Regions from separate parts of the Mus musculus genome. Here region 1 is linked to region 2. Evidence: chromatin loops called from intact Hi-C (ENCODE). Cell type or tissue: heart. All regions are shown on one strand. Links, peaks and the distances in the headings refer to the core of each region. The heading gives the core; the rest is flanking DNA. Region 1 has its middle 53 kb from the start of Gm46170. Region 2 holds the start of Fam78b (family with sequence similarity 78, member B).

Region 1 (15,961 bases), core at 2,570-10,569, 210 kb after region 2:
CTGAGTTCTGAATCAGCACTGTAGGCATCTACCAATCCCTACCCCAGGATGTTAAGGACCAAGAAAGCATCTCTGCTTTATCTAGAAGAGGGCTGAAAAAGTCCTGGTTGGTCAACACAGTAACTGGCCAGAGTCTCCCCAGGCCCACTGCGTCAATAAGCTGGCTACAAAGAGCCAATGCTGCCCTTAGAAGACTTCAATCCTGTAGCATGCCTCCTCCTTGGCAGATCTGCCTGGCCTGGCTGGCCAGCCTTCCTCTCCCCAGTGCTCTCAAAACAGTGCCCGGTGGTCCGTGTTTATCAGCACTCACCCAGCCTCTGCCCCTTTCTGTCTGGCCCCCACTCCCTGATGTCCATATCTAACCACTGTGAGACCTCTCTAGATCTAGGGCGAGTGAGTACAGACTTGCTCTGATTCTCCCTGCACTGAAACGCTAAGCTCAAAAGACATGTTTGCATGTTTCCTACTGATTATCTGGACGTTGTTGCCTAAGGACACGGTAGAGGTGGAAATTCACCAGGCCCTGAATCAAGTATGGATGTCGAAGATAAGATGTGGAAGTGGCATTTACTTCTCTGAGACCACAACACTAAGAGGTAAATATTATTTGAGCAAGTGCTTGCAATTGAAAAATGTATGGCTAATCAATTCAATTTGAAGTTGTTATCAATCTTTGTGAATTTCATATCATGCATCCCAATCCCACTGGTCCCCTGGCCTTTCATATTCATCCCCCACCCTTACAAAAGATAAAAAATTAGCGGGGCGTGGTGGCGCACACCTTTAATTCCAGCACTCGGGAGGCAGAGGCAGGCAGATTTCTGAGTTCGAGGCCAGCCTGGTCTACAAAGTGAGCTCCAGGACAGCCAGAGCTACACAGAGAAAGCCTGTCTCGAAAAACCAAAAAAAAAAAAGATAAAAAAATTTAATTAAAAAAATGAAAAAAAAAAAAATCCCGGGCTAGCGAGATGGCTCAGAGGGTAAGAGTACTGACTGCTCTTCTGAAGGACCTGAGTTCAATTCCCAGCAACCACATGGTGGCTCACAACCACCCGCAATGAGACCTGAAGCCCTCTCCTGGCATGTCTGAAGACAGCTACAGTGTACTTCTGTATAATAATAAAATAAATCTTTGGGCTGGCGCAAGCAGGGACTAAACGAGCGGGGTCAACCAGAGCGAGCAGAGGTCCTAAAGGCCACATGAAGGCTCACAACCATCTGTACAGCTACAGTGTACTCATATACATAAAATAAATAAATAAATAAATAAATAAATCTTTTTTTTAAAAAAAATCGTACCGTGGAAGCTACAGTGTGTCACTGTGTGTCACACAGTATACCCACTTGGCCCACAGAGCTTCACTTGCAAATGTTCACTGCAATGAGTCATTGGTCCGGTTGGAGGCCTCTGGCTTCCACTACACTATCAATACCGGATTCTCACCAGAATTCCTCTAGGATATCCTGCTGCTGCCCTGTGTCACAAAGTTCCTTTACTTTGGTCCTGCAGTTCACCCTTCCCGAGCTCCAGGAGATCACAGATTGGGTAGATGCTGGGGTGGACCAGCTCAAAGCCCTGGATCTGGGCCTGATAGTAACTGAGTTGGTCAGCCCACCAGTTCTCCCACTCCTGTGCCATCAAGGCTAGTCCTCCAGCACTGTCCCAGAGAGGGGTGAGGCCCACTCTCCTTGAATGCTGCAGTTGGCAAGGGGTGAGGCATCTTCCTTGCCCACACCACTGCATGGCCCTCCGGGGCTGGGGCCAACCCTCCCAGGCTCACACCCTCCGCCTGGTTCACCTCCATTCCCTGCCACCAGGGCCAGCTCTACTATGCTTCCTGTCATGGTTAAGGGCCCACTCTCCCCTAAGTGCTGAAGCCAGCAAGGGGTGGAAACAGCTCTCACTCTCATACAGTCCTCGGGGCCACGGTCCTCAGAGGCAGCGTGGGCCAGGACCTCACCATGGTCTCAGGTAGCAGCAAGGGCCACACACATCAGGCTGTTCCTCACTACCCTGGAGTCTCCAGTTCTACCTCTCTTCATTGTTCACACTCCATTCAGCTTCTTTTTCTCTCCCTTCTCTCCATCACCTCATACTAGTGGTTCCCAGGCCTCACCTCACCATGGTGTGGTGACCACAGTGGTGGCTAATGGATTTTAAGGAACTTTCTTGAGTCACATAACTTAGCCAAAGCCTAGCCAAGATGTGATAGTTTGAATATAAACGGCCCCCAGAGACTCATAGGGAGTGGCATTATTGGAGGTGTGGCCTGTTGGAGGAAGTGTGTCACGGCTGGGGGGGGGGGGGGGGCTTTGAGGTTTCAGAAGCTCAAGACAGGCTCAGTGGCTCATTTTCTTCCTGTTGCCTGCTGATCCTGATGTAGAACTCTCAGCTACCTCTTCAGCACCATGTCTGCTTGCACGCTGCCATGCTTCCTGCCATGATGATAATGGACTAAACCTCTGAATATATATAAGCCAGCCCCCAATGAAATCTTTTATCTTTATAAGAGTTGTCGTGATCATGGTATCTCTTCACAGCAATAGAACACTGACTAAGACATCCCCGATTCTAAACTCACATGCCCTGTTGCCTTTCTTGGGAAGAGGGACAATACTGCATCCATCCAGAAGAAGCCAACTGTTAGCCACAATGTGCCTGGCCTCCTGACAACATATGGGCTTGAGGAGCTCGGAGAACTGAGACATCTCCTGAAACCTGTCTCCAACATACACGCCCTCTCACTTCCTTCCTAACACCCTTCAGCGTCCAGCGATCACAGAAAGGCGCAGCCGTTGAGCCAGCTTGGCTTGGGTAGAATGAAAATGGCTCACACGTTCCTTGCAAGCTGGGAAGATCAGCCCAGCCTGCTGAGCTCTGGGGCAGCTGGCCCTCGGTGGCCTTTCCTCCCTCCTGCCTGGGAATAGGGGAAGCCACGGTAGCTAAGCTGGACGACTCAAACATATTCAGCCTCACAACCCGGTCGGTATCTTAAATGTCAGCCCTCCTGGGTCCAGTTTGCATTTTAACCACCGGCTTCACAGCACCACCACCACCACGGAGAGAAGGAGCCATGCTTGAGGGAGAAGCCAGGTCTTTATTCAAACCAGAGGAGGTTTTTGGTCCCCTGAGTGGGTATTTTTTTCTTACATTCATACTTGAGCTTTCCCACCAAGGCTGTTCCTTACTGTTTTTCTATCCCAGTGGCAAGGGCTGCTGCCTTGCAGGGCCCCCTGCCTGTGGCTTTGCTGGCAAGACAGCTTAGCCTCAGCTGGGGCTCCTCATTAGACCAGGACTGCCAACAATGGGCTTCCTAAGTCCTCTTCCAGTCCCTCTACGCAGTCTAGGAGGGAGTCGCTGCTGCCCTTTCTGCTGCCTCCACACGGGCACCACCCTTCAACACTCCAAGAGAGCCTCACAGCATCCCAAGCCTGCAGGGTATCTCTATGTCTCTGATCCTCTCCTGCGTCCCAGGCAGCTGCTGAGCCTTTGATTATCCTATCTGCCACTGACCTATGTGTAGCTCCTAATTCTGGCAACTGTTCTCTGTGTAGCCTTACTTGGGCATCATCTCTAAACTTCAGCTTCTACACCTAAGATACAGGGTTCAAGTGGCTCCTGCCCACCTCAGAGGTATGGAATAAGAGGAGTGGTAGGGGCCCAATGAATGATGCTCCTGTCTTCACTGATGAGTGCAGAACTAATGGAATGTAAAGAAGACAAAAATGGAAAGGCTGGAGAGATGGCTGAGCGGTTAAGAGCAATGACTACTCTTCCAAAGGTCCTGAGTTCAAATCCCAACCACATGGTGGCTCACAACCATGCGTAATGAGATCTGATGTCCCCTTCTGGGGTATCTGAAGACAGCTACAGTGTACTTACATATACTAAATAAATAAATCTTTAAAAAGAAGAAGACAAAAATGAAACATCTTTTTTAAAATCTGTTTTATTGGTGCCTGGAGAAGACAGATTAGACTTTTCACAAGAGGCTTCCCAACATGTCCCTCCACGATGCAGATGTGAAGGACAGAAGGAATCTGCTTATTTGTTGGTTGTGTGTGTGGGGGGGGGGTTGCTTTTCATTGCCTTTTTTTTTTTTACACATGTCTCTAAGTAGCCCAGACCTTGAACTAGAGACGCTTCTGCCTCACCCTCCCAAGTGCTGAGATCACAGGCAAAGAAGGAATACTTTTGAGCAGCACACTGAGCCAAGAGATGTTTGGTCTCCAATAAACACATACTATACTCGAAGAGGATGGTGGCTCGTCTCCCACATTCTTCCTCCACACAGGCTTGTCAGGCACTTTCTGGATTACTAAGAAGTATGGGGTGCTAGTGGAGAGAGGGATACAGACTGAAGAGTCAGGGGATCCGTCACCACAGGCTGTGATACGGAAGAGGAGAGGATGACCGGGGTAAGTATGACAGTCCCCAGTGTGTGCCCTTGACTGGAATGCAGGGGTGGTGAGATGGAGCGGGATGAGGAGGAGATGGCTGAGCCTCATGTGTGGAAAGCAAGGATGCAAACAGTACCCCACAAGAGGCAGGACAGTGTAGCCAAGGCAACAGGCGTGCAGCAGAAAACACAGCTTCTCTGTGGGTTCTGCATTAGAAGGTTAGAGGTACCTTCCTAATACTGTGAGGCTGTCATGAGTACCACTCCATCTCACAAGCAAAACTGAGGCTCAGAGACCATCAGGAGCAGGTTGGACCTGTGTGTCTAGCTTCCCAGGGAAGAACTATCATCCAGGTGCACAGCTGGAACCCCATTACTCAAAAGCTCCTCTGTCTTAGTCAGGGTTTCTATTCCTGCACGAACATCATGACCAAGAAGCAAGCTGGGGAGGAAAGGGTTTATTCAACTTACACGTCCACATTGCTGTTCATCACTGAAGGAAGTCAGGACTGGAACTCAAGCAGGTCAGGAAGAAGGAGCTGATGCAGAGGCCATGGAGGGATGTTACTTACCGGCTTGCTTCCCCTGACTTGCTCAGCTTGCTTTCTTATAAAAGCCAGGACTTCCAGCCCAGGGATGGCACCACACACATTGGGCTGGGCCCTCCCCCTTGATCACTTGGTGAGAAAATGCCTTACAGCTGGATCTCATGGAGGCATCTCCTCAAGGGAGGCTCCTTCCTCTGTGATAACTCCAGCTTGTGTCAAGTTGACACACAAAGCCAGCCAGCGCACCCTCCCTTTCCTCTCTCAGGGAAATCCTTGTCTTGACTATAAGTCGCAGTTTACTTATAGAGATGAGACTGACCCGCCAGGTCTATCAGTATCCTGAACTCAGAAACTGTGTTGTTTTTTTTTTATTGGTATGTGTTAATTACACATAATGGATTCCATCATGACATCTTCAGTCATGTGCATAGTGGATTTTGACCATCCTTACCTCCTAGTACACGCCTGCTCCCTGGTTACTCTCACTGCTCCCGCTCCTCTCCCAAACTCATCCCCTTACACTTCCATATCTCCTTTTTATGGCCCTATAAATTTCTTTAGGTTTGCTTACAGTAGCATGGGTTAAGGGTTATTAACAGGTGTACGCACACCTTACTAGGGGTGACACCACCAAAGAAAATGTCTCTCCTCATAAGTTCTGATGAGAGAATTACCTGAAATAAATCTTCCAGTCCTCTAAACCAGTACCCTTCTGAAAACTAGCATGGGCTAAGCAAGCAGCCACCTCAAGGGACACACTCCAAGCCACAGATGGGGGTCCTCTGATAGCTGGGGAAGGACCTTTAAGATGAAATACAAATAGCCAGGTGTGATGGTACACACCTTTATCCCAATATTCAGGACTCAATGGCAGGAGGATCTCTGTGAGTTCAAGGCTAGGCTGGTCTACACAATAAGTTTCAGGACAGTCAAGCAGCCAAGTCTACGTAGTGTGATGCTGTCTAAAACAAAGGAGAAGGAGGAGGAGAAAGAGGAGGAAGAGGGAGAAGAAGAGGAAAGAAAAAAAAAAAACATTCGAGCCAGGCAGTGATGGCACATGCCTTTAATCCCAGCACTTGGGAGGCAGAGGCAAGTGGATTTCTGAGTTTGAGGCCAGTCTGGTCTACAGAGTGAGTTCCAGGACATCCAGGGCTACACAGAGAAACCCTGTCTCAAAAAGAAAGAAAGAAAGAAAGAAAGAAAGAAAGAAAGAAAGAAAGAAAGAAAGAGGGGGGAGGGAGGGAGGGAGGGAGAGAGAGAGAGAGAGAGAGAGAGAGAGAGAGAGAAAGAGAGAGAAAGAAAGAAAGAAAGAAAGAAAGAAAGAAAAGAAAAGAAAAGAAAAGAAAAGAAAAGAAAAGAAAAGAAAAGAAAAGAGAAAAAAACATGTGATACAAATGACAAAATCTATAATGGGGCATCTGTAAGGTGCTCAGGTCTCAGGGTAGAACCCAAGATAATCACTTGTTGGTTGGATAAACTGTAATTGCCAGAGTATAACCTACTGAGAAGCTGGGACTGTAGGCATGTGAGGCAGGAAAGAATTCTATCTTCCAGATAGCTTGACATAAAAGAGGTGTAGGGTTCAAGCTTTTCAATCCGAAAAACACAGGTTCAAACTGCCGCTTCCCCATGTATTGCTGACTAAGCGCAATTGACTTAGCCTCTCCTAAACCAAAAGAGAAGTAATATAATATAGCTCACAGAATTCAAACGAGGCTTAAAACAAAGCAATGCTGTGACGGGCATAGAGTAAGGGTTAGCTATACAAACTGGGTGATCAATGGGGTGAGAGAAATTGCAAGCCTGCCCCCTGGTGGAAAGTTAAAGCCTAGCACATCAGAGAATGAAAGACACGTTAAAGGTGTCATGGCCAACAGACACACTGTCCATCTTTGCTGAATCCCCCTTGAAGCTACAAAGCAGAAGGGATCGACTCTCAGTCCTCAGTCCTGTGCACTCACAGGAAAAACTCGGAGGAAAAACCTTCAAGGCTGAGTGCATGCAGACGCCACATCTAAGAATCCATGAGAGAACATTCAACTGGAAGGTGGTGATGCTGACTGTGAGATCCTTGCAGGGACAAATAAATCTCTAACATGCACCAGCCACCAGAGCATCAGTTAGAAACCTCTTGGGGAAACTGCTCTTTAAAACAGACTTCCTTTCTGTTCCTATTCCCACTCATCAGCCCTGTATACACACACGCACACCACACATACACACACACACACCACATACCACACACATCACACACACATAGCACACATACACACACACACATACCATACACACACACACACACACACACACACACACACACACACACACACCTACAACAGAATCTCATCTCAACTGAAGTTTTTAAAACATAATTTGTGATCAAATTGATATACACTCTTGTTTAAATTGACTCTCAGGCCTGGAGCCATGGCTCAGTGGTTAAGAGCACTTATTGTCTTGAAGAGTGCCTGGGTTCAGTTCCCAGCATCTATATGGCAGCCCATAACTATCCTTAACTCCAGCTCTAGGAGATACAGTGCTCTCTTCTAACTTCCATAGGCATAGGACATACATGTGCACATACATACAGGTGACACACTCACAAACTACCCCACCCCCACCCCATCCACCCTTGAGTGCTAGGATTAAAGGCATGTACGACCGACACCTGGCCCCTCCAGGCATTTTAATGTTAGCTACTATGCTTAAGTCTGGTGCAACCCTGTAAGGAAGCAAGGACTGGATAAAGAGATGAAGAGTGAGCTTTTAATCCAGGATTGGGCAATTAGTCAACTGCAAGGCTAGACTTAGGAAGATGCTAGAAAGGAATGAGACATAAGGTGCAACCTCTGTATGAAGAGGCTGAGCCTGGGAGGTGGGTGACACAGCCTACAGAAATCCTCCTTCCATGCTGCATCCCATGAGAGTCCTGCCTACACAGGAGAGACCATGGGATATTGTATGGTTCTTGAGGGTGGGTGGGGCTTGCATAGGGCCTGCCACAGGGTGGGTGTTCTCTGCATTTCTGACATGACTGTGAGCTGCTCTAAAGGTTAAACATGACGGCTGAGAATCATTCCCTCTACCCAGTGGCCAGTCCTGAGGTGAGCTGACCACACATAAAATTGAGATTGCGGGATCAGTCTGCAGACCCCACTATACCAAACTACAGTCCATAGACACCAGCAGCAGCGGCCCATTTTCAGACACTCATGATGATCTTAAAGGACCCACGGACATCACACTAGTATGGGCTCTGGGAAACCTCCCATTTTGAAACCAGCAGGCTGTCCCTGGATGTGTTCGTGTGGGCAAGTCCCCTGCAAGGCTAGAAGAAGACAGAAAATACATCCCACACTTCTGACCTTAAGAAGGGCTTATGCCGGGAGTCATGGCGCACACCTTTGATCCCAGCACTCCGGAGGCAGAGGCAGGTGGATTTTTGAGTTCAAGGCCAGTATGGTCTACAAAGTGAGTTCCAGGACAGCCAGGGCTATACAGAGAAACCCTGTCTCGAAGGGACAGTTCTCAGACATCCCAGGATACCTGAATACCTAGAGAAGTGCTAGCCAGGGGACTCGGTGAGCATTACACCCTGTGGATGGAGCCGAAGCCTCCAGAGCAGAGGGTCTCAACCCTTTGGGGGTCATATATCAGGCATTCTGCATATCAGCTATTTACACTATGATTCATAACAGTAACAACATTATAGTTATGATGGAATGATGAAATAATTTTATAGTTGGGGGTCACCATAACATGAGGAACTGTGTAAAAGGGGTCACAACATTAGGAAGCTTGAAAACCACTGGTCTAGAGAAAAAGTTTGAGAAAGCCAATAAGACCCTCAAATAACCAGAAACCCCTCCTGATACATACAAAATGCCTACCAATTCAGATAAGTGCTTTTTAAAAAAATTCCCTAGCTAGCAAAAGATTAATTTAAACACCGCTTCTGCCTTCTCTACCAAGCACTAGGATTGAAGGTGCGGATCACCACCTGGTTTGTGCAGTGATTAGAATCAAATTCAATACTTTTCACGAGTTTGGAAAACACTACCAACTGAGCTACACTATCAGCCAGAAATGCTTTAAGACAAAACAAACAAAAGGACTGTTCTGCTTAATACATAATTGGACACATAAGGAATCAAAGAAATTTTGTTGGGGCTGAACTCAAAAGACAAGACATTGGAGAAAATCAACAAAAAGATTAGGAATATAGTTAAATAGTTTTTCTTAAAGTCTTAAAGCCACAAAACAGTCAGTGAAATGAAAGACTCTATGGATAAGCTTTAAACAGCAGACAAAACAAAACAAAACTAAACATCAAGTAAATTGTGACTTCCAAGGCTTTGCTTAAAGAGACTAAAACTTAGCTATGATTTTTTTAAAAGATGAAAACTGGGGAGCTGGAGAAATGGATGGATGATCAGGAGGTCCGATTGCTCTTGCAGAAGACCCAACTTCAATTCACAGCACCCATGTCAGACATCTAACCATTAGCTCCAGCTCTGGGGGGATCTGACACCGTCTTCTGGCCTCTGCATGCATGTGTCCAAACACACACACACACACACACACACACACACACACACAAACACACACCACACACACACACACACACACACAAACACCCCCCCCACACACACACACACACACACACACACTCGTGTCATATGCTTATATGGAAATACTTACCTGTACAATGTAATAATTGAAAATGAGAGCCAAGAAGCCTGTGAAACTGTAACTGAAGGTCTAGGGAGAGAGGAGGGAAATCAGTGAGAAAGCAAGCCTGGGGAAAAAAAAAACCAACAGTAATAAAATTCCCAGCACAGGTAAAACACACAGCTCATGATGCACAAGGCCCGTGCAGATTAAAGATAAATCCACTTTTCTGCCCTCAAGACAAGCTACATAACATCAAAGACAGAGTGGATGCTTAAAAAGCAGAAGAGAACAGAAAAGTCTGCCCAAAATGCTGACGTAGCAAAAATATCATTCAAGAAAGAGTATAAAAAAGTGTCCAAACGTGTCCAACTAATACCTCTATCAAAGAACCAAGAGTGCTACAGAGAAAAAGTTAGATGCATGGACAACTGACTCTTTAAAATATATTTGTGGAATCTTTTTTGTTGTAAAATTCCTTTGGTTTACACACACACACTGAGATTATATAATTTTATATATAGGCATGGGGAAGTGTGGAAGTCAGACCACACCCGGGGAACTCTGTTTCCTCCTCCACCACGTGGGTCCCAGGGATTGAACTCAGCGCTGCAGGCTTAGCAGCACACGCCTTTACCTGCTGAGCCATCATGCTGGCCCATTACTGACTCTTTTACAAAAATACAAATGCAATTCAATGAAGAAATGATATTTGATGTGTTCCCTTCAACCACAGTGCTGAAATACACAGAGACCACAGGCCAAATCATGAACTCCCAGCTACACACACCGCACACAAAAATTTATCCTGAAATGGGTTTTAAATGTCAAACTATAAAACTCGTGGAAGACAACAGAAAAGTGTGACAGTGAGTTATAGAGAGATTTCTAAAATAGGAAAAAAGCACCACAGATAAAAACGATTGGTAAATCAGATGCCGTCCGTTTTTAAATGTAGGACATCTGGAAGATAAATACCACCGTAAAGAAAATGGGATCAAGCCACAGAACAAGCATAGGCTTACAAAGCCCCTAAAAACCTGTGTCCAAAATATATAGTGGACTTCAAGATTCAACACGAGGAATAAACTCCCCCCTCCCCCCACAAAGGCAAATATTTGCGACACCCAGCATGGGTGGGTGGATCTCAGAATGCCGAGATGGAAATGAGTATATAATGTATGGCTTAGGTGTTACAAATTCTAGAAAACTTGGTGTAACCTGGGACAGAGGTGACGTCACCTGAAGGACGGGGAGAGAACTCCAGGAGGTAATGGCTATGTTGTTGCTCTTCGCCACCGTGATAGAATCTTAGTTTGCTGTCTTTTGCTGTGGTAAAACACCGTGACCTGGGGAGGAATGGGCTCCATCATGAAAGAAAGTCAGGGTAGGAACTGAAGGCTGGAACTGAAGCAGAAGTTGTGCAGGGATGCTGTGCTGGCTTGGTTCCCCTGACTTGATCAATTTGTTTTCCTCTACAACTCACCTGTCCAGGCTCGGCTCCATCCACTGTGGGATGGATCCTCCCACATCAATCACCAATCAAGAAAATGCTCCACAGGCTCGGTCTGATGGGGCTTCTTCTCTCCCTCCGTTGAGGTTCCCTCTACCCAAATGACTCTAACCCGTGTCAGGTTGACATAAATACTATCCAGCATACAAGTTATAGTTCAATAAGGTTTAAAAACTAAATGGATTTAATGTAGGGCCCAGTCTTGATGGTTCGTGCCTCTAATCCCAGCACCTGGTAAAGGCGGGAGATCTCTGTGAGTTGTAGACCAGCCTTGTCTACATTGCAAGTTCCAGCCCAGCTCAGGCTCTGTGAAACCCTGTCTCTAAATGAATGAATGAATGAATGAATGAATGAATGAATGAATGTCTATTTAGTGTGTGTATGTGTGTGTGTGCATGTGTGTCTGTGTCTCTGTGTGTATATGTGTAGGTCAGAGGACAGTCTGTTCTCTAACCACTATGTGGATACTGAGAATTGAACTCAGACATGTCCACAAGCACCTAAAATTACATTACAGCTTTCAGTGACTAAGAGGGTGTCTTAGTTAGGGTTTTACTGCTGTGAACAGACACCATGACCAAGTCAAGTCTTATAAAAAACAACATTGAATTGGGGCTGGCTTACAGGTTCAGAGGTTCAGTCCATTATCATCAAGGTAGGAGCACGGCAGTATCCAGGCAGGCATGGCGCAGGCAGAGCTGAGAGTTCTACATCTTCACCCAAAGGCTGCTAGTGGAAGACTGACTTCCAGGCAACTAGGGTGAGGATCTTATGCCCACACCCACAGTGACACACCCATTCCAACCAGGTCACACCTATTCCAACAAGGCCACACCCCCAGATGGTGCCACTCCCTGGTCCAAGGATATACAAACCATCACAGAGGGTTTTCTGGGTTTTGCTTATCTCTGTGCGGTTCTGATTTTATTCAGAGAAGAAATGGCATCACCTCAGAAGACCACATTTCCTAGTCTCCCTACAAGGTAGTTGCAGACTGAGTTCTGAGGGCCAAGAAAACGTGAACAGAGGGCTCATTCTGAAAAGTCTTCCCCAAACAGGACTTCCCTACAGCCCCACTCTGAATGGAATGAAGTCTATTTGGACCATAAAGTGGTTTTGAAAATGAAAACCAAGTGCATCAGATGGAAGCCTTAGAGTCTGAGTCTCTGGTAACACCATCGTTATTAGCACTGGACTTCAACGCTGACGTTAACACAGTGGTTCTCAACCTGTGGGTCCCAACCCCCTCTGGGGATTGATTGATCCTTTCACAGGGGTTGTATATCATCATATCCTGCATATTAAATATTTACATTACAATTCATAGCAGTGGCAAAGTTACAGTTATGAAGTAGCAGAGAAAATAATTTTATGGTTAGGGGGTCACCACAACATCAGGAACTGTATTAAAGGGTCGCAGCTTGAGGAAGGTTGAAAAACTGCTGACTTAGGATTAAAACAGGCTGCTTTCCTCAAGTCACACGTCCTTGGTACTTTGTTTTCCTACTGCATGCAGCTCAACCCAACGAACCCTCACTGACATACACCTCCAGTGGTGTTTGTTACCATTGGTGCCTCACTGCGAAGACATTAGGTCTGATGACAATGTGACAAACTGACCTGAAGTAGTCCTCATGACACTTGCTGGTTCATAGGCATAGCCTGTCACCCAGCCGATACTGGCTTGGCTTGAGTCCCTCCTCTGTCTGTTTGACTCAACTGTGAGGGTCAGTGCCAATAATCATCAACCTGACTGACTCTAACTTCACCTGGGAGAAGCAGACCTCTGGGCATGCCTGTGGGGGATTAGCTTGATCATGTTAACTGAAATGGGGAGCCACTGTCCACTGTGGGTGGCGCCATTCCCTGGCTTAGGTACTGGATTGTCTAAGTAGAGAAAGAAGCTGAGCAGTTACCTGCATCTGTTGCCCTCACCTTCCTGGTTGTGGATGCCCCTACAACCTTGCCTTCCCCACAGTGGACTTTGCCCTTTGACAGTGAGCTGAGGTAAAACCTTTGTTTCCTTTAGGTTTCTTTTGCCAGGGTATTCTTATCACAGCAACGGGGGAAGAAAACAAGCAATACTTTGGTCTGAGCTAAACTCAATCAATTTTTAGTACCACCAAGGCTAGCTGCATAGTGAACTGAACTGAGCAGCACACTCACTCATTATCCTTTCATTGTTCCTAAATCACATTGTGTCTGTCACCTTATGTGACCTACTAAGCCACTAAATTGATAAAGATGGAGGCCATACTCTCAGTTCTCAGAGAACTAGGGAGGCTGGTACCCTGCCAGCAGTCTACACAGTCCCAAAACCGATGGGAGGTTATGGCCAAAAGCAGGTTCCAGTCATGTAAGGCACCATGGGACTTTCTCTAGTTAGTACCTTGTTCCAATGGAACTCTGGTGGGCCATGTTGGATGCTCAGTGATGCAGACACACTCCCTGCTCTCCAGGAACTGTTGTGCAAAACAGAGCTGGTGTGGGGTGGCATCTATGGAGACAAGTGGCATCTCCCCACGGTCTGCTTTTAACTGAAAGAATGAAAGGACTCCAGTGGCTCCTTCTCTCTTCCCTTAATTGCAGTGAATTTTACCTTTCCAGTCCCCATCTGCAATGCTTGGGACATGTCTGGGAGAGGCAGCATTACAAGTGCTAGGAACACCAGGGTGTGAGGGTCCCTATGGGTAAAAATGCACAAGGTAGGTCCTGGGGTTCCAACCCTCCCTGTAGAGCTGATCCACCTCACCCCAACAACCTGTTATCACTGATCCTCTTCCAGGTCTACAGGCTCAGAGTTCTCAGGGTAGATCCCAGTGATGCTTTTAAAATAATAATAACCACACACATGTGCACACATGCACATAGACAGCTGATGATAGCAGCCTGTAAAAACTACTGTAGTAGAAACAGCTGTAGCCTTGGGGCTGGGGAGGTGGCCATACAAGCATGAGGGCCTGAATGCAGTCCCAGAATCCTCTGGATCCTACAGCACACATCCATTTCGTGGGCAGGGACATGCCACCTTACAGAACCTGTGGTCTCTAGCCACATGAGAGAAACCCCTCTAAAATAAATAAATAAATGGTATAGGATGACGTGATGATACACACCTAATAAATAAATAAATAAATGGTATAGGATGACGTGATGATACACACCTTTAACCCCAGCACCCAAGAAGGCAGGAGGCAGGTCTCTGTGAGTTAGAGACCAGCCTGGTCTACATAGTGGGATATTATCAATAATAATAATAATAGAAGAAGAAGAAGAAGAAGAAGAAGAAGAAGAAGAAGAAGAAGAAGAAGAAGAAGAAGAAGAAGAGGAGGAGGAGGAGGAGGAGGAGGAGGAGGAGGAGGAAGAGGAAGAGGGGAAGAGGAAGAAGAAGAAGAAGAAGAAGAAGAAGAAGAAGAAGAAGAAGAAGAAGAAGAAGAAGAAGAAGAAGAGGAGGAGGAGGAGGAGGAGGAGAGGAAGAAGAGGAAGAAGAGAAAGAAGAAGAAGAGGAGAAGAAGAAAGGAAGAAGAAGAAGAGGAGGAGGAGGAGGAGGAGGAAGAGGAAGAAGAGAGTGATTGAGGAAGACACTTGACAACTTCTAGCCTACACACACACATATACACTCACACCTACACACCCATCCACACACACATCCACACTCCCTCCCCCCATCCCAATCCACTCACAATTGTTGCCATGGAGAAATTAAGGGAGTTAGTTTCTATGTGCTCTAGTGGAGGCTTAAATATTTTTTTAAAGTCATATTAGTAGTTAATACTTTTAATAGCACCTGAGTATACATCTCTTAAATATCAATAGCCAGTCAAATGGCTGTCCAGGAACTGAAGCCACCCACTCCTGCTGCCGTCTGAATCCCCACCACTAGATGGCAGACACACACCAGACTTCCTGTCATTTAGGTTAGACCTTTGCAGCAGCTGAATTCAGTTTTCCAGTGATCCCGGAGAACCAGCACATTTCTTAGCATCCTTCACAGGTTTGGTTTGCTTTTTGGAGGGGTGTTTGTCTGTCTGTCTGTCTGTCTGTCTGTCTGTCTGTTTAAGTATGAGTGAACACATAACAAACACAGGAAAAATCTAGTGTGATTTTACAATGGAGGCCGTTTACTTCAGAGGAAGCAGATGGCACTGGGAGGGCTCCTCTGAAATGCACACGTGTGATGAGCATCCCGTCCAGGCAGGGGAGCTGTCACCAGGTGCTGGCTTGCCCCAGCCAGGACAGTCAGAACTCAACACACAAGTCCTTGGAGCCACTGAATCCAAACAGTACAAGTCAGGGCCCAGGGTAGATGTGGTGTTTACATAGAGGGTAGTTTTATGTTCCTAAGATGTATATACCAGGGCTTAGTCCTGTCTCTAATGGGTTCCCATGTTATTTTAGCTCATGGTTTATTGAAATATGTATGTAAGTATACACGCAAGACTAGGGTAACAGCTAGCTCATAGTTTCGGTTTTGCAATGTTGGGGATTGAGCCTGGACCTCTTGCTTATGCTAGGCAGGTGCTTTGGTACCAAGAAACATCCCCAGTCGAGAAAATGACCTCTTAAATTGTTCTCTTTGTGGTGGCGAAGGGGCGATTGGGAGGGATTTTTCTGAGATAGGGTCTTTGTATGTGACCCAAGATGACTTCAAATTTGTCATCTTGCCTCAGCTTAATATTGGGGTCACAGGTATGTGCCATTAACTTAAACTTTAGATCCGCCTTAAAGCACCTAAACACCCCCAGCATATCGTGAAGGAATCCACCTACCCTAGTCTCTTGAAGCCTACAATGCCATGTTCCAAGACCCTCTCTCTACTCCTTGTATTG
Region 2 (15,961 bases), core at 3,142-11,141:
AGGGACAGGAGGAAAATAAGGGAGTCAGAAGCTGAAGGAAATAAACAAGGGGTGGGACTCTGGACTTAGAGGAAGGAAATAACATCACCGTACTGATAAGGACTAAGAAGAAAGACTTTTGAGTGTGTCAGAGATGGGACCTTTGACAGCACGGAAAAGCCAGAGCATATCTCTGTGAGCTTTACGGAACCTAACACAAAGCTGTCAGACTATTCAAAGCAGTCCTGTATCTCAGGCTAAGAGACTTGATAATCCTGTTTCTATGACGGCGGTCCATGCTGAGCTTCCTAACCTATCTGGAAGAAAATCTGGTCATTCAGATCCTAAAGTCACAGTCAACCAAGTAATAAACCTACAGGGAATGGCGTCCTTTACTGTGTACCCTTGCGACTCGAAGCTTCATCCAGCCTCTGGCCTGTCTTCAGGCCATCTCAGCCAGGTTGCCACCCATCTCCATTTTCAACAGTTCCAGAGGCGATTCCTCAACGTTTGGCAGTCTGTCCTACGGTTTCTGGAAATTCTTGACAAGGTCGATGAGAAGATAGGCCTCTCTGACCCATAATTTCTAAGAAGGCCTGCTTTGGCAGGCTGAGTAATGACTCAGTTGATAGGAAAAGTCAAGCCAGAGACCTCCCTCTTATAAAAAGTCAGAGCACAGGGTCACCGCAGCTGAGGCAAACAGGCTGGAGTCCCTCAGAGTGTGCTGGAGGGCCCTGGCTAGGGAACTGAAGACTTCTGTCCTATCCCAAAACATCAAAAGCTCAGAGTACAAAGAAGTATCTGTGCTGCACCCCGAGAACGAGTGCCAATGACATTACTCATAAGGAATGGCTGTTATCAAGGTCTTGTCACTGGGGTTTTTCCAACTTCTGGTACTCAGAACTGAGAATCCTTCAGACTATGTGCAGTGCTTAAAGACAAAGAGCATCAATTAACCTCAGACAAGCATACTGAAAACACAGTGGGATGAGAAAGACTCAGGACCCAAATGCATCCTTGCTGTAGGTAATAAGACAGCTTGCAGGGCTTGTAGAGAAGGGCTGGGAAGCAAAGTTTCATCAGATTTCCAAGACTTGAAAGTTGTCAGATGCTTATTGAGGACTGAACTGGGTGGCAGAGCATAATGATGCACCTTCCTGAGGAAGGAGATTAGTGTGAGCAAGCAACTATGAACAGCATGAAGGCAGCTAGCCAAGGCAGGTGTGTGGTGCTGCCAGAGGCAAGGGACACTCATGTGAAAAGGTGGATGGGGAAATGTAAGAGGGGCTAGGCATAGCTTGGAGCATGGCACTTGCCTGGAATGTGCCACTCTTGGGGTAGATCACTAACAGCAGAAAACAGGGAACAGGAAACACAGAAGAGCCTCATGGAGAAGCTGCTGAACTTGTAAGCACTTCATCTGCACTACAGGCCTAGGTGCACTGGCATTTGACGACAAACAGTTGGGAAGGGTAACTGTCTCCAGTCAGTGACCTGGAAGGTGCATGCCATGATGTAATTTGCTGAGATGTGAATCTGAATGGGCTTCGGGGAGGCTAAAGAGTCCATGCCAGCCATATCTATCCAGTGGGTGGAGCTCACTGAACACCTAGCATTTGTGTCTCCACACAGCTTGGCTCACTTTCTCATTGGCATTGACACAGTGAGTCTCACACGGGCTTTTCGTTTTTCCTTGAGGACTCCGGTGATAATGCAGTTTAAAAGGTAACAATAACTATAATGAAGTAAGTTTATTTTAATTGCAAACTTTATGTAAATACCTTTAGAAATTATCATAGTCCCACGTTTGTTTGAGATCCATTAAGTCTGAGAGCATCCTTTACTTTTATGACTATAGTTTACTATATTTTATGGTTGAACCCGTCATGGTGACACTCATGATTCCGGAGATTCACCAAGGTCGTGGGTAAAGTCATCAAGAGAGTCACTGATCAAAGGCTGTAGATAATATATTTTATTGCCACTCTACTAGGTACATCAAATCTTTTACATTTTGAAAATAAAACATATTCTCCCTTACACATTTTTCCTACATTTTGGAGGCAGCTAACATATTCTCTCCATGTATGGCCTCTTGGCTTGTACTACCAGAAGACAATGGAGTTTTTAGCCACACAACTGCAGACTGACCAATTATTCAAATGAGAAAGATAACCTAATTCTCCAGCTGAATGTTTTTCTCTCTGTCTATCCCTTAGAAGATAATAACCACTGAAACCCAAACTCTGGCTTCCTCCCCCAAACCGTCTCTTGAGCATCGCCAACTGAACACGATTTGACTCCCAACCTCAACAATTTCCTACTTTTGTCTTCATCTGACCACATGCATTTGACCACCAAAGCTGGAAAACTCAATATTTGGCCCCGACCTTCCTCTAACACTAATCAATCACTGAGTGAATCAAATTTACCTCCTAATGACTCTCAGACGCAGCCAGGCCTCCGGAGCCCCATAACTCTACCCTAACTCAAGGCCAAATCATCTGTCAATCATGGACCCTGAAACCTTGCCTATTTCTAGTCTCCACATTGGTAGAGAACCATTTCCCACCCCCTCAAACTGAAACTTGCGTTCACTGACTTCCCCTGAAGATCAACAACGAGTTTGGGGACAGAGATTTGAAGTCCGTTGACCACTAGCGGCTGTTTTCCCCTGACTGCGCCCAAGCTCGTTCACCTCTCTACGCATTTTGCTTTTTCACAAACTCATCTCTGTCTCATCCTCGGATGTTTCTCTTCTGGGCCAGTCTCAATCAGTCCTCAGGATCTAATTCAAATGTCACTGTCTCGGTAGAGCCATCTATAAATCTCAGTGGCTCTCCTGTCTGGCCTCCCCTGGCACTGGCTATCCGTTTCTATTACAGCAGCAGCACAGTTGACTGTAACAACTTGTTAATAGATTTATCTTCTCGAGCGGATCATGAACGTTGGTCCAACCCCGAGTCGCTAGTACCTAGGGACAATACTTGGCTCCTGCCATGCCACCAGGAAGTGTTTGCTGAATAAAGGGACCAGTGATGGAGGCTTGCAGCTACATCATAAAGTGAGCCATGTCATCAAAGAAGGAGATTGCTTTTTGTGTGTGTGTGAACTATAAAGTGAAGCCAGCGTGTCAGAAAAGGTAAGACAAGGATGGAGGCTGCTTTTAGAACTGCTTTCAGAACTTTAGGAATTCATCTGTCCTAACTAAAGACTCACCCAGGCAGTCTTGTGTGGCCTGTTAGAGGAGTTCACACGTGAGTACCAGATCCAGCAAATGCTCAATGATCGTGAGGGGAAAAAAGGTTAAAAGAAGCTGCTGGCTCTGAACTATGAGAGAAGACACGTAATTAAAAAAAATCATCTCTTAAATATTCTTCCTATTTGACACCCGAGATCACAATAACACACACGTGGCAGATACACGGAATGGAATGTGCAGGCCATCTCTGGCGTCAGTTTCCATCGGGAGAGAGCGGAGACCGGCGGCTCTTCCGTCAAGGTTTCACTCTGACACAGCTGGTAAGAAATGACTGTGTGCTGGTCACCACGCACCTTCAGGAGAAGCAAAGACAAGAAAAGATCCCTAAGATCCCCAGCTTTCTACAGGGATTAGGGTTTTCTACAAATTGGCGCCTTGACTTTGTAGAATCAAGTGGTTACTCTTTAATCCTCCTGGGTTCTATAAAGCCCTGAACTTCTGTTTGTATTTAACAGGCCTTAGGTAAGACTGGGAGGGTAGCTAAGCGTTCTAATCTACCTAGATGATTCCACTAAGTACAACTTGTCTAAAGACACAAGACATTCAAAAGGCAGTGTTTCCCAAGGAGCTCCAACAACCCCCCCCCCCAACACACACACACACATACACACTGTGTGTTGTTCTGATAAGAGTATTTTCAGAGATTGTGGAGGGGTGATATGAAAACAGGCCATGAGTAGACTGAGCTGGTGCCTCGACTAACACTGGCATTTGGGGTGATTTTGTGTCAGCCTCCAATGGGATTTCTCAGGTTTCACTCTCAATACTGTGGTGCAAAAAAATAAAATTAAATTAAAAAATAAAGCTTCTACTAGACTAAAGGAAAATGCGGACCAGTGAACGAGGTAGTAAATCTATTTCGTGGCACTGCTGGAGGTCACACCCAACTCTAACAAACTATATCACAACGATACATCTCAGCTGGAGCTGATTCTCCAACATCTCTCCTCCCGCAGCCTCACCGTACCCCACTGTGGTTCCCTCTATACTCTGAACCGCGCCGCGCCCTCCCGGCCCCACCCATCCCAATAAGCAGGGTCCCGCTTCTACACCCCACTATCACCCGCGGGGCGCCACCTACCGGGGTCCCGGCCCCGCCCAACCCCACGTGCCGCGCCCCGCCCGGGAGCTAGCGGCCCTTTAAACACCCCCACCCTTGCACACTACCCCCCCCCCCGGACGGCAGCCGAAGAGGGACAAACTCATGGCGTACAGCCAGTCTCTTCCGCGGAGCTTGTCCCCCGTAGCCCTAGCCCGCTGGGCTCTCCGCCCGGGGCTACGGTCCCCTGGCGCCCCCCACACGCCCCCGCAGCCGGATGCGGGAGTGTGGGCGCTGTCCGGCTCCAGGGCGGGGCGGGAGGGAACACGGACTCCGCCGCCGCCGCCTGCCTCCGCCTGCCGCTCGGGCCGCCCGCTCGCCCGCCGCTGGGTGCGCTGCACGCGGGGGGCAGCCGCGGTGCAGCAGAGGTTCATGCAGCGGCGGCGGCGGCGGCGGCTGCTGCTGCTGCCGCCGCGGAAACAGACAAACCGGGCGCTGCCGCCGCCACCCTCCCGCAGCTCCATGCCGCCGCCGCCGCCTCCTCCTCCTCCTCTCCGGCGAAGGGCGGGGGGCTCCGGCCCGGGGTGGGCACCACTCCTCGCAGCGCCGCTCCCCTCCCTGCCCTCCGCCGGGGCACGGGAGCCGGAGAGAGCGCCCGCCGCCTCCTAGGAGCGCACGCTCCGCGCGCCCTTGCTGGAGCGAGGAGGCGGGCGTGGGCGGGCGTCGGGGCAGCCGCGACCCAGCGCGCGGAAAGGGGAGGGGGCTTCCCCGGAGGATGCCCCGCGGCGGCGGCTCCTCGCTCTTAGGCGCTAGCTGAGCTGGACCGGGAGCGAGCGGCGCGTCGCCATGCCGGCGTGACGGGTGCCCGCGGCTGCCCGCGCCGGGCCCCCGCGCTGCCCCACGCCGCGCCGCGCCGGCGCCGGGCGGCAGGATGGGCTGTATCCAAAGCATCACCTGCAAGGCGCGGATCCGGCGCGAGAACATCGTGGTGTACGATGTGTGCGCCACCATCGACCAGTGCCCCACGCGCATCGAGGAGACCTCGCCCATCGTCCTGCGCTACAAGACCCCTTACTTCAAAGCCTCGGCCCGTGTGGTCATGCCCCCCATCCCCCGCCACGAGACCTGGGTGGTGGGCTGGATCCAGGCATGCAACCAGATGGAGTTCTTCAACACCTACAGCGACCTGGGCATGTAAGCGACCGGCCACGCCACGCGGCGCGGGAGCGGGGTCCTGGCCCCTTTCTCCACTCTCCATTCTGAACCCCCTCCCCAACCCCTCTTACCGTTGCCCCCATCTCTTTCCGAACCTTCCTCCTGCCTCCCCACCCACCTCCCTCCTCCCTGCGCTTTTGTTTCAGTGACAGGGCGGGTGACGGGAGGCTCCTCGCGAAGGCATTTTCTCGTGCTTTGCTTCTGACTTCCTCGGAGAGGCGAGGAGAATAGTGAGGGGCAGGAAGAACGCGACTGGGAGGGTACAAGAGGCAAAGATAGGATGATTGGCGATTGTCGTGGGAGTTTGGGGGCGCAGTCTGTATTTGTGGGTCTCCCTGGGAAGTTTGGGGAGAGGAGTGGAGTCCCGGGGGCGCATGGGCTGTGTCGTGCGTCTTTTGGAGAAAATCAAGCTGGCTTGGAAGAGAAGGTCCAGGGTGTAGGAATGGGAGTTAGAGGTTCTGCCTTTGCTTCCCAGGCCAGCGAGCCTAAGGAGCATCTCTGCCTGGAATCTCCAGCTGGGCAGAAAGCCCCTCTAGCTATGCGCCCTGAGGACCAATTCTGGGGCGGTGGGGAGCTGGAAGGCACCGGATGCTCCCGGGCCAAGAGAAACTGGTGGCCTTGTGCTAGCCTGGTGTAACACGAGGTGTTTCTTAGGCTCAAGGAAAGGATGAGACACTTCATCTGTCTGGGGTCTTTACTTTTCAAAACTTTCCTAATTGCGGCGCTGGAAGGGATTCCCAGGCGCCCACCGCCTATCCAGTCGGCTGGCTGGGAGCTCTCCAACTTCCTTCAGCAGCGCCGGTTAGAGCGCGCTGAGGGTTTGGCAGCTGCGGTGCACCTAGATCGCCAGGGCTCTGCGGCCGCCAGGGGCGGACATCCTGCCCTGGAACCACACTAGCTTTGAGAGGTCGTGTTCTGGACTTTTTTATCTACTAGATTTTCATCTGCCCTCCCGTCCCCTTTCGGAACTAGACTCCGTGTACTTGGCCACTACATTTGGCTAGGAGACTTGGGGCCTGTATTCTACTTACTATTACAATGTCAGTCTAGAACACCCTAATTAGCTTGTAGCCTATAGGGAAACCCCTTTTCTGGAAATTCAACCTCATTTCATTTCTTAATCTAAAACTGTGGCACTCTCAAGGTTTCCTATTTAATATGGATGTGGGATGGGGGAGTTCTCATTTTAAAAGGTCAAAGCATCTTTTCAGCAGCAGTTTTGGGGCTTTTTTTCTTGCACCCCGGGAGCATGTAAGTTAACACTAGTCATAGGTGCTAAGAGGAATTTTGACAGATTGTTTTGTTTCCATTTAACTCCCAGAGTTTGCACTTTGCTTCTTAAGCATAAAAGCTCAGGAGAGAGAGAGAGAGAGAGAGAGAGAGAGAGAGAGAGAGAGAGATGCAAACCCAGCTTTGCAATATGCCTGTGCACACTGTGTTCTTGTCTTTCTGGAAATGAGAGAAATGGGGGACGTATTTTGGGTGAATCATGCCACCTAAAAAGACACACCCCGAAAAAAGTGGTTAGAATTGTGGGCTTGTTTGTTTGTTTGTTGGGGGCTTTTAGAAACTCATTCTTTTCGGCCAAGTAAGAAAGCCTGGCAGGGGAGGGTGTCTGTCTCATGATGGGGCAGTCTGGGGAGGGGGTTTCTTAACCTTGCTGGGCCAGTCACAAAGCCTGAAACCCCTAGGAAAGGAAGCCCCCCCGGGGGGGGCTGGGCAGAAGCAGCGCCCCACCCATCTTTCTCATGACTACACGGGAGAGCCCTCTGTGGCTTCAAGACCCTTGTAAATCAGTAAATACGAGATATATATATAGAGAGATGTAGATATAGATATTCCTTCCATAAAATATAAAACATTTTCTGCCAAAGGAGTCGGGTTGAGCTGTACACAGACACGATAGAACTTCCTTGTCTCTAGGGGAGGGTGTGTCCACTTTTGAACCAGTTTTCACAGGCATGAATTCCTAACAATATATTCTCCTGTTATACCTTACTGAGTTCTTGCATTGGAGGTTTGGAAAGATTTTGTTTGTTTCGTTTAACTGCTACTTTCAATATTTTAAGATTGCTGGTTCCCGTGTTGTTGGGGAAGGGAAGCGAGAATAGTCTCCAAGAAATCATAAATTGCATTATTATAGATCTGTATCCAGAGTCAATCTCCCTCTTTGTGGTTGTAATAATTGTTATGTGTTTAGGGCCACTTTGGAGCTTAGGTTTTTACTGAACCAGTTTCTACAGAATATTTATGCTCTGGAAAACTTTGCCAATATAAACTTTTTAATGGGAACTCATATTGCATAGAAGTCACGGCAGTCTATCCGTTGTTGTGTCTACTTTAGCCAGTACTGTGAGTGGCAGACACTGCAGCCTGGGTGTTCACGCCTGTGCAGTGTTCTCTTGAAGAAGCATGGTGCTGTGAGTTAGGTTACGAGGGTGACTTCTCAGTATTTTGGAAAGAACTGTACAAGACTAAATCCACATCTCAAACACCAAGAAGCTACTAGTTCCAGGATTGAAAGAGCATGTCTTTGTGGCTTAAATGTTGAATTTCCTGGAGTAGAGATGGGGTAGGCTTTTTTATTAGCGTTCAAAGAATTGGGTTTTATTATGGCATTTTTCTTTTTTTATGGTTTTTTTGATATTTTTTAATTGGGTATTTATTTCATTTACATTTCCAATGCTATCCCAAAAGTCCCCCACGTGCTCCCCCACCCACCCACTCCCACTTCTTGGCCCTGTCGTTCCCCTGTACTGAGGCATATAAAGTTTGTACGACTAATGGGCCTCTCTTTCCACTGATGGCCTACTAGGCCATTTTCTGATTCATATGCATTTTTCAAACAAAATGTTTGCTGTGGTTTTTCTTCACCCTACCCCCACCCTTAGTCCCAGTTCCTTCCTGTGCCCTTCAACCCCAGTAGCCTCCTTTCTGCTTTCATGTTACATGTGCCCTCTTGACCTCTCCCCTCTTTCTCAACAGCTCTTGTTCTTCTCTTGTGGTCTCCCGCCTAGTTTCAGATTCTGTACCCACTCTCTTACACACACCCATTTACAAACTTACAGACACCAGAAGTTAGTCAACATATGAAAGAGCATGAGATTTGTGTGTGGGTGAGTGTATGTGTAAGTATGTGTGTGTGAGAGAGAGAGTGTGTGTGTGTGTGTGTGAGTGTGTGAGAGAGTTTGTGTGTGTGTGTCAAAGTGTGTGAGCATGTGTATAAGTGTGTGTGAGAGTGTGTGTGAGTGTGTGTGTGAGATAGAGGTGTGTGTGAGAGTTGTGTGTGTGAGAGAGTTTGTGTGAGAGCATGTATGAGAATGTGTATGTGAGAGAGAGAGTGGTATGTGAGTTGTGTGTGAGAGCATGTGTGTGAGTATATATGTGAGAATGTGTGTGGGTGTATATGAAAGAGTTGTATGTGAGAGAGTTTGTGTGTGAGCATGTGTGTGAGTGTGTATGTGAGAGAGAGTTATATGTGTGAGTGTGTGAGAGAAAGAGTTTGTGTGTGTGTGTGTGTGTGTGTGCGTGTGTGTGTGTGAAAGAGAGAGAAAAAGAGAGGGAGAGAGTGTTTGGGGGGTTGTTTTTGTCTTTCTGAGTCCAGGTCACCTTAATTTAATGTACTTTGTGGATCCACCTATTGTATGTAGATTTTATAATTTTACTTCTTTTATGGTTAAGTAAAATTCCAGTGGGTATATGTGCCATGTTTTCATTCTCCATTCTACTGTTGATAGACTCCTGAATCGTTCCATTTCCTTATTGTTGTAAGTGATACAGTAACATGGATGGATAGATGTCTCTGTGGTCTGATATAGAATCCTTTGGGTATATATGCCTAGGTGGGATAGGGTAGTTGTATGGTATGCTATGGTATGGTGTGGTATGGTACTTTCATTTTAAGTCTTTTTAGATACCTCCATACTGGTTTCCATAATGAATATATCAGGTTTACACTCCCATCAACACTGGGTTTCTCTTTCCCCACATCCTACAGCATTTATTGTCTTTTTTTTTTTTTTCTTGATCATAGCCATTCTGACTGGAGTGGGACAGAATCCCAAGGTGGATTTAATTTCCATCTTCAAGGGGTAGGCTTCTAAAGGAATATTTTAAATAGTCGGTGGCCACGATGGTGTAATTTGAACCTGAACTCAAGTGACTTGGTACTTCCCCAAGGCGCTATGGAGAGTCTGGCTGGTGAATACGTGCCATGACTTGATTATTTCTAACTTGGGTCTGGTGGATCTGGTGAATGTGGACTTCAGTAGAATGCGCAAAGTATTCTTCCAGCAAGGAGAGCCATTGGTTTCTCAATCAGTCCACAGTGAACTCAGTTTTCCCAGATGACCAGATACGCAAGCACCACAGAGGAAACAAGGGAGGGGAGGAGACGAGGCTATGGTGGAGTATGCATGCAGCTGAAGTCTGACAGGCAGATTAGGGCCTATGGGGAAGGATCACATAACAGTCTAAAAATGGGAGAGTTAAGGTCAGCTCTTCATGACCACGGGGAGTTAGGAGTTTCTCTGTGTCTTCTTCATACTTCATGGGTATGCAGAGGCTGTCCAGAGGAGGCAGAACAGCCCTGAATGCTCAGCCCAACACCCAAGAGATTTCCTGGGTGAGGTTTGAGCAGGAATGGAGCTTTCTTGCCAGGAATGAGTGGGGTGAGGTTGAAACCAGGGGAAAGGCTGTGGCTAGAGAGTCTCTCCTGCGTGTTGTCTTCTCGGGCTGTAAAGAGATTCTCCCGGGAAGGGCTCAGATCTGCCCATCTGGAGAGCATTGCCTTAGGTGAAATTTAGGAGGATGTATCTCACTCCTCAATTTCAAGAGAGAGTCCTTATCTAGCTCCCTGCTCCTCTAGTACCACAGCTATTGAGCGTCTGACTAGCCCCCCACCTCTGAGACCCATTCACCCCCATCCGAGCTGCTCTCCATCTATTGAGAAACCTACTGGTTTGGAGTTTGCAATCTCCATACTGCTAACTCCAATGGGCCTGCCTATGAAAGGCTCGCCTTTTCGATGGACCATGTATGACTGACAGACAGCTTTCTGTCCTGGTTAACTTCTCTGGTCTTTTAGCCCCCATTCTCTTTCCAGCTGTTCCTACCTCTGTCTTACCTTACAAATGTTACTTTATATCACTCAAAATACGTATTTCCCTTCTCGTTTTTACACTTTCTCTGAGTAACTCCATCCACCCCAATAGCAGCAGATGCTCTCTGTCTGGTATGCGGCCAGGTGCATGTGTTTGTGTGCAGTTCTGCTTGACTGGTGGAAAGGTATCTCTGGCTTAAGGTTTCTACTCTTAAGGCATTTTTCTGTTTATTTCTTTTGGTGGTGGTGTTGTTTAATCATTTGAGAAAGATTGTACTGTGTAGCCCTACATGGTCTGGCGCTTAGTATGAGGCTGGAGCTGGCCTGGAATTTGGGACAATCCTCCTAATTTGACCTTCTGCTTTGGCCTCCCACACGCTAGGATTCTAGCACTGCGCCACACCCAGCTTCTCTCTTAAATGTATGCTCTCCACTGAAACATTCGCCATATTTCTCCATCCACTGTCCTTCCCCATCTTACTGAAGAGTACTTCCACTCCCTGAGTTATGCAAGCCAAAACGTCTTGGTATCATTCCGGATACTCCTTCACTCATCCATTCTGTCATCAGACCTACTGACCCCTCTCCATGTCTGGGGCGCAGCCACTTCCCTTTGTGTGTTCATGGCTGCCATCTTCTGCTTTCCACCCGTACTTACCAGTTCCATCCTTGCTCTTCCCTCCAGACTCTCCCCCACACAGCAGGCAGAGTGATCCATTACAAACACAAATGTGCTCACTTTCCTGCTTAAACTTTTTAGTGTCTTCTCATCACAGGTGGTATAAAATGTATAGAACACTTTTCACTCTGGATTTCTGCTTTTAAGCCACACCAGATGTCCCCCAGGGTCTCTAGTGGAACTGGATTTACCCAGCTCAGAGCATCGCCCCAGGCTGGCCTGTGTCTGAAATGCTCCTCCTGCCTTCCATGATGTATCTAATCCCCGTTCATCATGCAAGTCTCAACTGCCCCTCAGAGGCCACCATTGACTTCACAGTTTCAGTGGGGTTCTCCAGTTCTGCTCTTCCATTTCTATACCTACAGCCAGGGGAGTGCAACGGTTCACTAACCTCCTACACATATCACGAAAGTAGATATTATATCTGTTGTGTCCTCCGTGAACACTGCCTGGACCATAGAAGATATCCAGTAAGCATGTGATATTGTTAAATTCATGAGCCATTTTTATCACTTTTAATCACCAGTGTCCCCTTCAACAGACCGTGTCTCTTCAAAACTAGCTTTTCATGTGAACCCTAAGTGTCATCTACGGAACTGATACCCTGGCGACTGCTTAGCACTGACACACATCCTAACTGCCCTGAGCTTCTGTGCCCATTTTGTTCCTCTGGACTTCACTGGAAGGTTTGCTTCTCTGCATATGGCTTGTATCTTTCACCTCCTCTGTCTCAGCTGGGTTCTGCCCATCAACTGCTGAAGCCTCTTATCTCACCTACCTGCTGTAAAATGATACTTAGTGTCCACCCAAAGAAACGTGTGGTAGGAACCCTGGAGCCACTGTTCCACCTTAGCCCGTGATTTGTGAGGTTGGAGACATGCCTGGTTGAGCTGTGTTCCCCTAAGCTAGCGTTCACCTGTTTGTTTCTGGATCTATGCTGCTGTATGCGTGGGGTTGTTTGGAGGTGGCCCTCACTGATGGGCACACCTTTCAGCATTTGCCATTTCTTCAAGGGATCTACTGAGTCCCCACACCCACGATCCCTTCCCATTACTATAGAGAGGCTCAGGAAACACAGGGGACCCTAGTCTAGAGAGAGCATCAGGTGGGAAACAAGATCCAATTCCTTGCTGCATGTCCTGAGTGCCCTTGAAGGGGAGATGGCCTAACCCTTTTCCTCTAATCTCCTCCCCCATCTCTGCAAAAGAGGAGCAGCAGAGGATTAACTGGTTTTATCAGCAAAGCATTAAGCTCCCTAGAGATAAAGCACAACTCCCAAAGAGACAGAGAGCGTATACATGGAAAGGTAGAAGGAAGGAAACGAGATGTACTTTGTGCCTGGGTGCTAGACTGCAGCTGCCCGGGGTGGGGGTGGGGGGAAGCAGAGAGAGGGTAATTTGAGGGCACTGGACTGTAGGATACAAATGACCTTTCCCTAGGCAGCAGGAGTATAGGATGTCTTTGGGGGCAGGTCCCAGGTTCCCTTCTCCTAGCCTCCTGTGTCTACCTTGTTGCATTAAGAAAAGTTGCAGAGGATGACAGAAGCCACTGTTTCTATTAACACTCAGCAGGAAGTGGCTACAGTTTCAAAGTTGATTCTTATGGATTCCTTCCTTTAAGAAGGTGAAGAAAGCAATAGGAAGTAATCAGAAGAGCAGTCAGGTGAATACCCCAGAGAGGGGCATAGCTCACAGAGCTGAGGGTCTCTGAAGGGAGGGGCTGGAACCTGACCTCCAGCAGCAGATACCCACAAAGTGAGGTCCGCACCCACAGATGTACTGTGGGCCAGATTGCCTCTCGTTCCTGCAGGTTCAAATCCATAGGATGTTTAAGGACCGGCTCCAGAGTTGTCAAGGATTTCGGTACAAAGCAGGTGTTGATGTGTGTGGGAGAATGTCTGGAAAATCTGGGTGGTTTTGCTTGAGAGGGGACATAAATAGCACACACCATAAACATAAAACCACACGCTCTACGTGTTAGAGGCCTGTGTGTGTGCCGCAAGACTGAGTCCCCTCCTTACATGACCTCATGGCAACCTTACCCAGCAAGGGACGCTTTCCTAGAACAAGGTCCAGGGAGGCTTAGCAACCTGTCTGAAGCCTCACAGCCAGCAAGAGGCCCAGCCAGGAAGCCAGCCTGTTGGTTCCTGGCCCCTCCATTTTGAATGGACCACTTTGCCTTCCAGGAAGGAGGCTTTCCAGACTTGCTCCACTAAATAAATATAATGAACTTAGTCTTGTTGTTTTTCACTGGTTCGTGAATTTCCTCGGTGCTTTGCAACTGAGTTCAGAGAACATGGAAGCAAAACTCCTGGAGTCTCTATCTCACCCTCCCTCCCTCCCTCCCTCCCTCCCTCCCTCCCTCCCTCCCTCCCTCCCTCCCTCCCAGAGAAGCAGTTGTGATTAACAGTGAGATCTACATCTTTGTAGGAGGGTGGGAACAAAGAGGGAATGAGCTCCATCCATGTTCATGGTTTCTGGGAATAGAGGCGCCATCTCCAGCCATCCACACCACCCACAGTGGCTGGGTTGCAGGGTTTTGGGCTCGTGCAGTTCCCCTGTGGCCCTGTGGATGACTGGAGAAGAGGAGGGGAATGCTTTCTGGTGACTCTACCCTTAGACATTCAGATGTGTTTCTGGTTCCCATAATTCACGTGCTATTCCTTTCATTAAAGCCCATCAGACCAGCGCTGGTGGGTGGACCCTGCTTCTAATTAAGTTCTGGGAGACACACCAATTGGAACTGTTCACCGTGCCAGTTTAAAATCTAGCTGCTGGCTCTCCGGCACAGAGCTAGAGTCAGAAGACCCGGGTTCCAGTGCCAACTCTGAGACCTTTGGCAGGGTCTTCAAAATTCAGTGTCTAGTCTGCTTGTACATAAATGAGCAATCATGTCTAGAGTCCACTGGATCTAGGAATCAACTGAAGTGGAAACCGCGCAAAGGCGTTGCAAACCGTGGTGTGGTGTGGTGTGGTGTGGACATGTTAGCTTGATTATTATAGGTCTTATCAGGTAGCACTGCCAGTCAGTGACTCCAGATAAGCCTGATGGGAGAAGAAAGTTGAGGTTGTGGCTCCCTGACTTCCCTGGGCAGAGAATCATTTAGACCTTTGAGAGGACCTGAACATGGCAGCTGCCTAACAGCCCTCCCCAGAGCTAGAGGAGAGGGAAAAGCCCCTCCTGGGCCTCTGAGGCTGTGTTTTCCTCTCATGGTGAGAGGAGTGTGAGAGAGACACCCTGGTCCATCAAAAAGTCACCTTCCAGCTGTGCCCTACAAAGCGTTTGGGACCCTGCTTTGAATTCCTGAAGCTGATCCCTGAAGTGTGGCCACTTTCTCAAGGCCACCTGCTCCTCACAGAGCCCTCTCTTGGTGACAGTATCACTTATACATAAGCTACAGGGTACCTCATTCGAGGAGGAGGGAACACAGCCATGCTGATCATACCCAAGAAAGTCATGGGTGTTTCATTGTAGAGAAGACAGAAACCAACATATGAAATTGTTTGTATCCTAAACTATTTTTTAACATTCTTCATTCTTTCCAAATGTGACATTTTTTTCACAATTTCATCTCTCTGTAAGCAATGTCTCATAATTAATCTTACAGTAATCATAAAACAGATTTTAGGTCAACAGTTATCCCCTATTTTAGAGAAGCAAGCAGAGGCTCAAAAAGATTCAATCGTGTGTTCCATGTCAGGATCATCCAAATGTGTTCAACAATTGCAAAGAGAAATTCCAAGCTGTCCAGTAAAAACAGTAAATAAGGCTGCCTGATGGTCTAATGGCCCATGAGTGTGGTGACTGTGTCAGTCCCGTCTCTGGAGCATCCCCTGGCTTACGCTCCTGGGGCCTGACCTTTTCCAGCTGGCTTGTGAGCTCGTGTCAGGCCAAGGCACTCAAAGGCCGCCAGAGGTCTGGCTAATGGGAAACAGTAAATCGACATCCACAGTGAGCAGTCACAGCAGCCTCCTAAAGGGGCAGGCAGGCCAGGGATGCCAGGGTCACAGCAGCCTCCTAAAGGAGCAGGCAGGCCAGGGATGCCATGGTCACAGCAGCCTCCTAAAGGAGCAGGCAGGCCAGGGATGCCAGGGTCACAGCAGCCTCCTAAAGGGGCAGGCAGGCCAGGGTCACAGCAGCCTCCTAAAGGGGCAGACAGGCTAGGGATGCCAGGATCACAGCAGCCTCCTAAAGGAGCAGGCAGGCCAGGGATGCCAGGGTCACAGCAGCCTCCTAAAGGGGCAGACAGGCTAGGGATACCAGGGAATGCATAGTGTAAGGAACAGGCTTTGGCAAGGCTGAAAGCTACCAGAAACAGGTAAATTCGATCTTGCTTTGCCCTCTGCCATGGAGTGGGGAGCCGGGGTGTCAGGAACTGGAGGAAGGAGGAGCTTCAAGGGAATCAGAAATGCTGGTTCAGTGAGGAAACGGCGTCAGACCTGCTCACTCTTTTTCTTTTTTCTTCTAAACATGAGAGTCACACCAGGAGTTGCCATTCCAAAATGGCAAGAACATCAAGTCAAGAAACTGATGGTTTTCAATGGCTCAACACTTCCTAAATCTTCATGAACTGACTTCACATTGTATAGAGAGAAGAGGGGAGATTTGTGCCACCAAACTAAACCCCAGAGCTCATAGTGAAGATGTTTTCTCGGTCTTTGGGACCAGGGAGCCAGTCTTTTATAA

Evidence for each region. A loop is a pair of places that touch in the nucleus more often than their neighbours do. Peaks named below come from ENCODE experiments on the same cell type or tissue, not always from the same donor. Only the 100,000 strongest peaks of a DNase experiment are listed, where the experiment ranks them.
Region 1: it touches region 2 in a loop (8-fold over the local background); 13 of 42 quality-filtered maps call a loop at or near these places.

Annotation. Positions count from the first base shown.
Region 1 is chr1:167,205,724-167,221,684 of GRCm38, forward strand. No RefSeq gene overlaps it. Among named protein-coding and RNA genes, the nearest start is that of Gm46170, 53 kb to the right of the region's middle. In heart, for the core only: a CTCF peak has its summit at 6,761 (motif pointing left); no DNase peak of the experiment used is centred there.
Region 2 is chr1:166,996,355-167,012,315 of GRCm38, forward strand. It overlaps Fam78b (family with sequence similarity 78, member B), which reads left to right and starts at 5,063. Exons shown (of 3, transcript NM_175461.4): 1 at 5,063-5,474. The coding sequence starts at 5,212. Gm16701 (predicted gene, 16701) reads right to left here and starts at 3,376. Exons shown (of 3, transcript NR_037988.1): 1 at 3,199-3,376. In heart, for the core only: CTCF peaks have their summits at 4,312 (motif pointing left) and 6,364; DNase peaks (open chromatin) are centred at 4,447, 5,227, 5,597 and 6,337; H3K4me3 peaks cover 2,663 bases; H3K27ac peaks cover 1,409 bases; H3K27me3 peaks cover 3,387 bases.